Regions from separate parts of the Homo sapiens genome. Here all the other regions are linked to region 1. A link is an interaction called in ENCODE POLR2A ChIA-PET data of the cell type or tissue named here. Cell type or tissue: HepG2. All regions are shown on one strand. Region 1 holds the start of DLG1 (discs large MAGUK scaffold protein 1). Region 2 holds the start of LOC105374308 (a long non-coding RNA gene). Region 3 has its middle 40 kb from the start of LINC02012.

What was found. ChIA-PET counts read pairs that join two places held together with the same protein. Peaks named below come from ENCODE experiments on the same cell type or tissue, not always from the same donor. Only the 100,000 strongest peaks of a DNase experiment are listed, where the experiment ranks them.
Region 2: POLR2A ChIA-PET joins it to region 1 with 10 read pairs; 15 of 35 experiments call an interaction of 5 or more read pairs at or near these places.
Region 3: POLR2A ChIA-PET joins it to region 1 with 17 read pairs; 14 of 35 experiments call an interaction of 5 or more read pairs at or near these places.

Annotation. Positions count from the first base shown.
Region 1 is chr3:197,297,341-197,299,840 of GRCh38, forward strand. DLG1 (discs large MAGUK scaffold protein 1) reads right to left here and starts at 1,272. Exons shown (of 25, transcript NM_001366207.1): 1 at 1,196-1,272. It overlaps DLG1-AS1 (DLG1 antisense RNA 1), which reads left to right and starts at 907. Exons shown (of 3, transcript NR_038289.1): 1 at 907-1,270; 2 at 1,638-1,752. RefSeq lists silencers at 199-828, 1,319-1,448. In HepG2, no CTCF peak of the experiment used is centred here; DNase peaks (open chromatin) are centred at 261, 821, 1,391, 2,161 and 1 weaker place; H3K4me3 peaks cover 2,500 bases.
Region 2 is chr3:197,456,980-197,459,479 of GRCh38, forward strand. LOC105374308 (a long non-coding RNA gene) reads right to left here and starts at 1,309. Exons shown (of 5, transcript NR_189108.1): 1 at 1,206-1,309; 2 at 649-804. In HepG2, a CTCF peak has its summit at 1,515; DNase peaks (open chromatin) are centred at 772 and 1,532; H3K4me3 peaks cover 1,693 bases.
Region 3 is chr3:197,467,978-197,470,477 of GRCh38, forward strand. No RefSeq gene overlaps it. Among named protein-coding and RNA genes, the nearest start is that of LINC02012, 40 kb to the right of the region's middle. In HepG2, no CTCF peak of the experiment used is centred here; a DNase peak (open chromatin) is centred at 1,004; H3K4me3 peaks cover 1,468 bases.

The sequences.
Region 1 (2,500 bases):
CCAAAGTTTTACCAAGTCAAAGAAAGAGTCTCAAAACGCAGCAGTTGTCTGTCAACGTGGAAAGCTTTTCCTTGGAGTGGGTACCCCTCCAAATTAAGAACAGACAGAAGTCGGCTTCCAAACTCTCCTCGAAAGCGTCCCCTCCCCAAAGAGCCTAGACCTGAGGCCGCCTCTTCCCCCGCACAAGTATCCACACTCCCCACCTGCTACTGGGTACGGGCGGGTGAAGCGCTCCGACCCTTGGCCCCTGAGCCAGCAGCGGCCGCAGAGCGCTGAGAGGGGACCAGCGGGACTGGCCGCCCGCCCTGCTCGGGCCCCCTCCTCTCGCTTGCCTTTCTCCTTGCTCGCTGCCTCCGGGCTGCTCCAGCGGGGGCCGGACAGGGCAGCGGCCGCTCTCCGCGACGCCCTCGCGCCCCGCATGCACACCTCCGCGGGCCCCCACACCTGCGGCGCCGCCACAAAGTTCCGGTGAGCGGCGTGCGCTCGGAACTGGGGTGCGCCCCGGCCAGACTCGGAGCAGCTCCCCAGCCCGGCCCCGCTCCACGTACCCCCGCCCCGCCCGGGGCCCGCGGAGCCGAGCGGAGGGGGCGAAGGGACGGGGGAGGAGCTCCCCTGGGCCGCCGCACCCCCGCGGCCTCGTCCTCCTTCTCGGCCGCGCCGCCTCCTCGCTCGCCGCGGCCCCCCGGCCCGCTCGCCCAGTTGCTGCCGCACGCCCCACCCCCGGAACCTCGCCTCCTTCCGCGCCCCCAACCGCTCTCCCCCGAAACTTTCCGCCAAGATGGCGGCCCCCGAGCTGGCCTGCCGCGCTCCCACGTGACCGCTTTCCCGGCGCTCTCAGCCAATGGGAAGTGAGGAGGCGGCTCGCGCCGAGCCCCGGGCTCCCCGCGCTGCTACCTTCGGGTTGGAAGGGGGAGGCGGGTCGGGGGAGGGCAGGGGAACGGAAGGGGTACCCGGGGAGCATCCTAAGGGAACCTCTTCGCTTAAAAGGGCGGCCGCTGAAGTGGCTCTGAGAACAAAGGAGTTAACACTCGGACTCCACAGGTGGCCCGGGGTGGCCCTGGAGGAGCCCGCCTTTACCTTGCCCTAGCCCACCGGCGCGTCCCGCAGTTCCGAACTAAACGCGCCAGGCCGGGAAGGCTCGGGCTGTCTGAAGAGAGGCGTGACCTCGCCTACACCAGATCCAAGGCGCACATACCGAGACACCCCTCAACCTCACTCAGCAGTGCCGTTTCCAACTCCGCGGCAGAGACAGCGCCTGGCGACCCCGGGGGTAGATCCCCACCGGGGAAAAGCCGCCTTAAGGAGGAGCCAACTGCACCTCCCAGGGGGCGGGGAGGGCGGGGCCTGGGAGAGGGAGAGGGAGGAGTTCGGGGAGGGGTGCCAACTCTGCATTGCCTTCCACTCCAGGCTGATTGTTAAGTTACTCTTCGTCCCTTAGTAATAGGCTTGGGGGGAGGGGTTTCATTACAGAAGGACATATGAAATAGAGACACTGGTTAACTTGGCAAGAGTTTGAGGGTTATAGTACAAGATTTTTAAGCCTAACTGATTAATTCCGAGTATGGTATACTTAAGGGTGGGCAGAGAAGGTTTGTTCATTCATTCGCTCATTCATTCATTCATTCATTTCCCTCAAGCCTGCGTCCCCGCCCGGTCAGCATCGCAGGTGTTACCCAAACTCTGACGGTCCCTTTAAGAACTCACCCGGAGTCGCGCCCTCCGAAGCTGAGCCGCCCTCGGCCAGCGCTGCAGGTTTGTTTCGTGCGCACCTCCGGGCGGAATTACCGGCCGGCTGGGACCCCGCTCCCGGTCTGAGCCACCCAGGTTATAGAAGGGGAATCTCGGGAAGCTTTCCAAGTCACTGCCCACGTCTTCGAACTTCCTCGGGGTGACGAGGACCTCCCTATTAGGAGGTCCAGAGAGAATTTGCCCAAAGTTACCCCGAGTGAGTGACAGAACTGGAAACCCGGAGATCCTGTCTTTCAAAACCGGAAGGCTCTTCCCAGTAAACCTGACGGCCTCTGACTGAGGCCGTATCCATTGGCTACCAAAGGGAAGGCCGAGGAACCTCGTATTGTAACCTTAACAGCTACTCAGAGGTATACTGACCACTGGTTTTACTTTTGGATTGCACCTTAGAATCCTAACTTACTGTAAGGACCCACCGACTTTAGAACCTATCTAGGACAAGGAACCGAGGTCCGGAAAAAGGGAAGCAACTTGTCCAAGGACATAGACGCTAATCAGTAACAGAGCAGCCGAGAACTCAGGTCTCCTAGCTCTAGTCCAGGGCTCTTTCTCTTGTGATTTTGGACAACTTGACAGAGAGGTATGTTGGTATGTTGGCAGCAGACCTCTGTGCTTTCCCGGATCAAGCATCCTGGGATCTTGAACAACAGTTAAAGCAACATTGCATAGAGAAAATGGGATAGAAGGGTCAAACGGTGCTGAAGGCAGAGGTGTCCTAACAGCCGGGAACTTAACAGAGGGACGGAATTTA
Region 2 (2,500 bases), 160 kb after region 1:
ATTCAGAGGACACAGAGTTCCCCAGCTTTCTCCGCTTTTGATGCCCTATCTGGTCCTCAAGCTGTTTTTGTTTTGTTTTGTTTTGTTTCGTTTCGTTTCGTTTTGTTTGAGATGGAGTTTCGGTCTTGTTGTCCAGGCTGGAGTGCAGTGGTGCAATCTTGGCTCACTGCAACCTTCGCCCCCTGGGTTCAAGTGATTCTCCTGCCTCAGCCTCCCGAGTAGCTGGGATTACAGGCATGCACCACCACACCTGGCTAATTTGTATTTTTTTTTTTTTTTTTTTAGTAGAGACGGAGTTTCTGCATGTTGGTCAGGCTGGTCTCAAACTCCCAACCTCAGGTGAGCCGCCCACCTTGGCCTCCCAAAGTGCTGGGATTACAGGCGTGAGCCGCCGCGCCTGGCCCCTCAAGCTGTTTCGTGGCTGCCAATGCCAACTGGGAAAAAGACACAGTGGTAGAAAGAATTAGAGATGAGACGCAGACTTGAGAATTCTTTTCAAATTCAAGAGCAGTAGTTTGTCTCAGGAGATGCTGGTCCTGTCTCACTGTGAGAATCCCTATCATAGACCTTCCCGGGCAAAGCCCTTTCCCGGGTTCCTGTCTGAGGAGGGAGGTGAAGCCTCTTGGGTCCTCAAGCAGCGATTCTTACCCTTTCCCTGCCTGGGTCACTGCCCATCCACAGCTTCCCGGGGAGAACAGTGACGGGAACTAGCTGACCGCTCGGAGCCTCCAGGCCAGTCCCTTTCTGTGAAGACTCACAAGGCCTTACTCGTTGCGTAACATCCCAAAGCCGTAGTTACGTCATCTGTAAAATGGAGATAAAAATCCCACTTCACATGGTTGTTGGGGTGATTAAAGGAGATAATATAGGCCAGGCATGGTGGCTCACACCTGTAATCCCAGCACCTTGGGAGGCCGAGGCAGGCAAATCACCTGAGGTCGAACCCTGAGGTCGGGAGTTTGAGACCAGCCTGACCAACATAGAGAAACCCCGTCTCTACTAAAAATACAAAATTATCTGGGCGTGGTGGTGCATGCCCGTAATCCCAGCTACCTGGGGGGTTGAGGCAGGAGAATCACTTGAACCTGGGAGGCGGAGGTTGCAGTGAGCTGAGATCATGCCATTGCACTCCAGCCTGGGTGACAAGAGCAAACCTCCATCTCAAAAAAAAAAAAAAAAAAAAGAGGAGATAATATATAAAGTACCTGGCACCCAGCAGGTATGATAAATTGGTCCCCTTATTTCTGCTGATGCAGGAAAGCAGAACGCTTGAGAGCAAGGCTGTGGCGGGTGAGGCTGTTCAGTGTGTGCCTGTCTGTTCAGCAGCTGGGTGGAGGCTGAAATACCACATGCCCTCCACTCACCCTGTCAAGTGCCGAGGGTGGGGCATTCTGCACAAAAGCTTTGTCTCTCCTGCACACAGGCACCCTAAGGCTGAGATTCTGCACAAAAGCTTTGTCTCTCCTGCACACGGGCACCCTAAGGCTGAGCAGCACTCTCTGCCGGGTGACTGCGCCAGCGCCCAGACCACCTGCTGGAGAAAGAAAGCATGGCACGTTGAAGGCAAGCATTTGTACTTTGCTCTTTCCTCACAGTTAGACCAGGCTCCCCTCCTCTCCCGCTTGTCCTCAGAGGCCTTGGTGAGGTGGAGAACGGCTGCCATTGTGATGGGTTCCCCTTTTCTCATTGCGGGGGGTCCCTTGAAGGGGGTTGGCCTGCCTGCATTTGGGCTCTGGTAACCACTCTTCTTCCTAGCAGGCTTCCCATTGGGGCAATTTGCAGGGTCCTAAACTCAGAACCTCTACCTTTACATCCAGGGCCCCCAAGAGGCTCTCTTTAACATTATGGACAAACAGCCACACAGGGCCTTTTTTCCCCAGGAAGAAAAGACCAAATGGAGCTCAAGGCCCAGCTGTCCTGGGAGTGGTGCCTCAGCCGTGGCCCTCTGGGAAGGGGTTTCTGTGCAGGGCTGCCCTGAGGGTTACCCTTTTCCATCTTCATTTCTATCTCACATAGTAGGCAAGACAACAGACAGGATTCAGACAAGATTACAGCTCCAAGGGTTGATCTGTGTATTTCCCTTGCACGCTGCTCTCTTGCTGGCACCGAAGGGCACCCCAGTCCAGACTGGTCAGAAACAAACACTCACAGAACCCACAGAGCCAGGGCTAGACACAAAGGCCAGGCAGTGTGCTTGCAAAACGAGACTTTCCTCTCCCAAAGACTAGAAAAAACTAGGCTTGCAGAAGCAGGAAGAGGCCGCTGGACCTGGACGGGAGGACGACACCTGGATTACTGGGTGTGGCGCCTTCCACCAACAGTGCTGGCCACATGTGAACAGCACCTGGTAGCCTTGGAGGCTGTGAGTAGGGATTGGGGTCAGGAGGGGTGCGGTCAGGAGGGATGTGGTCAGGAGGGGATGTAGTTAGTGGGGATGCAGTCGGGAGGGGATGCAGTTAGTAGGGATGCAGTGAGGACGGGTGTGGTCAGGAGGGATGTG
Region 3 (2,500 bases), 170 kb after region 1:
GGTGCCCATCACCACGCCTGGCTAACTTTTGTATTTTTAGTAGACATGGGTTTTCACTATGTTGCCCAGGCTGGTCTGGAATTCCTGACCTCAGGTGATCCACCCGCCTCGGCCTCCCAAAGTCCTGGAATCACAGGTGTGAGCCATCGTGCCTGGCCCCTAACTGAAAAATTTGTTAAAGAGTGTCCTTTCAGTAGCACGTTTCTAAGATATTCACAGAGCAGCAGACTCTATTAACAGGTCTCAGTCTACCCAAGTTTTTGCTGCTCCTGACGGCTCGGCAAGCCCCTCAAGGGCCCCGGCGGGAATTTGGAAGTCAATGAGTCAGCACTGTGAAGGCCACTTTGTTTTTGGAGTTTACTCCAGGGTTTGTGGACCAAGGCTGAGAAGGGGCGGAGGGTGTAGGAGGTAGGATGGGTGATTAGAGCCACTGAAACCTACCCAAGAGGGAAAAAAGGATTAAGAAAATAAAGATGCAGCTGGGGAGTAGGAGGAGGAAGATGGCATTAGTTTAGGGGCAGCTGGCTTGAATTAGGCACCTCCCATCGGGAAAAATGCATCCAACTCTTGTGGATGAAACATTGACATTCCCTTGCACTCAAGGAAGCAGCGCACTCCTGTTTGGCTAAGGAGTACCTCTGAACCTGACGTTTTGGGGCATGTGAGTTCCATTTAGTTTCACACTCTCACCACTGAGCATTTTTGGTTGGGCATTGGGGTTGGCTGCACTGAATAAGCCCTCCTCTCAGTCTACTGGGATGATAAAATAGGTACAGAGATAACCGAAATATAAGCTAGTGGGGAGGAGTGCTCTGAGGAAGGACCCAAGAAACTGCTCTGGGGCTACAGATGAAGGAGAGATCAGTTTTATGTTGCATCAGGAGGAGTCCTCACGGAAGAGGTGGCATCTGAACAGGGCCTGGAAGGATGAGTAGCAATAAGTTATGGGACCTTTAGACCAGTGGAGATCATTAACCCAACATACAAACAAGTCCCTCTGGGACTCAATCCATTCTGGCCATGACTCAAAGCCAGGCTGAGCTTTCCTCTCCAGCTGGCTCCCTTCTCTTGAAGTGTGCTAGAGAAGAGGCAGTGAAGCAACAAGACACAGGGCAAGGACAAGTCTGGCAACCCAGGGTTGCTCTGGATGAAGGTGAGAACAGGGGAGCAGAGACAGCGTGTCCTTAGACAAAGTCCTGGGTGGAAACGAACACTGAGCCTGCCAATGCAAACAGCAGCAGCAGCAGCCACCGATGGCTCATGACTGTGCCTTCCCAGAGCGACTGAAACCTGCCTGTGATTCCTCTGTTGCCTCTTCCTTCTGTCCCTAGGCTTCAACCTGGCAATTAACCCCTTCATTTAGGGGCAAAGAGAAGTCAAACTTAATCAGTTTTCTGACAGCTCTGATACTGAATTACAACAGATTACTTAGAAAGATAAGAAGTCGAGATATTTATTTGCATAGTTGACTCCTACAAAATGATAGTTTTTTGGACTTTGCAATCACACACGAAGAGTTTCTAGGATTACTATGGGGTGTGATTCAGTTTCAGGGTTGCAGTTGAACCATTGCTGACAAATGGCACCCCTTCATTAAGACCCATTTGTCTCCCACTCTGTCCCTCCCGCTGGGTAACTGTGGAACAACAGAAACTCTAAGCCTGGATGAAGAGATGTTGGTTAATGGGTGCAAACATGCAGCTAGGTAGAAGGAATAGGCTCTATAGTTCAGTAGCATAGTAGGTGACTAACAATAACTTATTACACATTCCAAAATAGCCAGAAGAATTGGAATGTTCCTAACACAAGGAAATGATAAATGGTTGAGGTGATGGCTATCCCACTTACCCTGATTTGATCATTACACATTGCATGCATGTATCAAAATATCACAGGTACCTCATAAATATGTACAACTATTATGTATCAATTAAAAATTATCTAAAAATAAAATTCACCATTTTAACTATTTTTAAAAACCTCTGTTTGTGAAGAAAAATGATGGTGTTGTGGAAAAAGCTCTAGCTTGCATTGTAATCCAAGCTCAGCATGAAAAATTGCTGTGTATCTGACTGATTCATTTAATTTCTTTGCATTTACCCTCTTGGGCAATGAAATGAAATGGTGTGTATAAATGCGCTCTGTGAAAGATACAGTACTATACAAGTGCTAGTTGTTAGTAATGATATATGTACCGCCTCACAGGGCTGTTATGAGTCTTCTTTAAGAGTGCTCTTCCAAAGAAAGTTATTGTCAGAAATTCTAGAATCTTCTAGCTTCAGAAAGAAGTGCAGCTGCAATAAAGGTTTATCGAATTATCAACAACTGAAGGAAAAAGTAAAGCCCAGAACACATTGTATTAGGTTAACTAGAATCACAACTGGCAGAAACATATTTCTTATTAAATAAAAAAAAAATCTCTTCAGTGAGACAAATGTCAAGTTCTCTAATGATGTTTATAAATCAATTTTTAAGACGAATAACTTGCTATCATAATCAC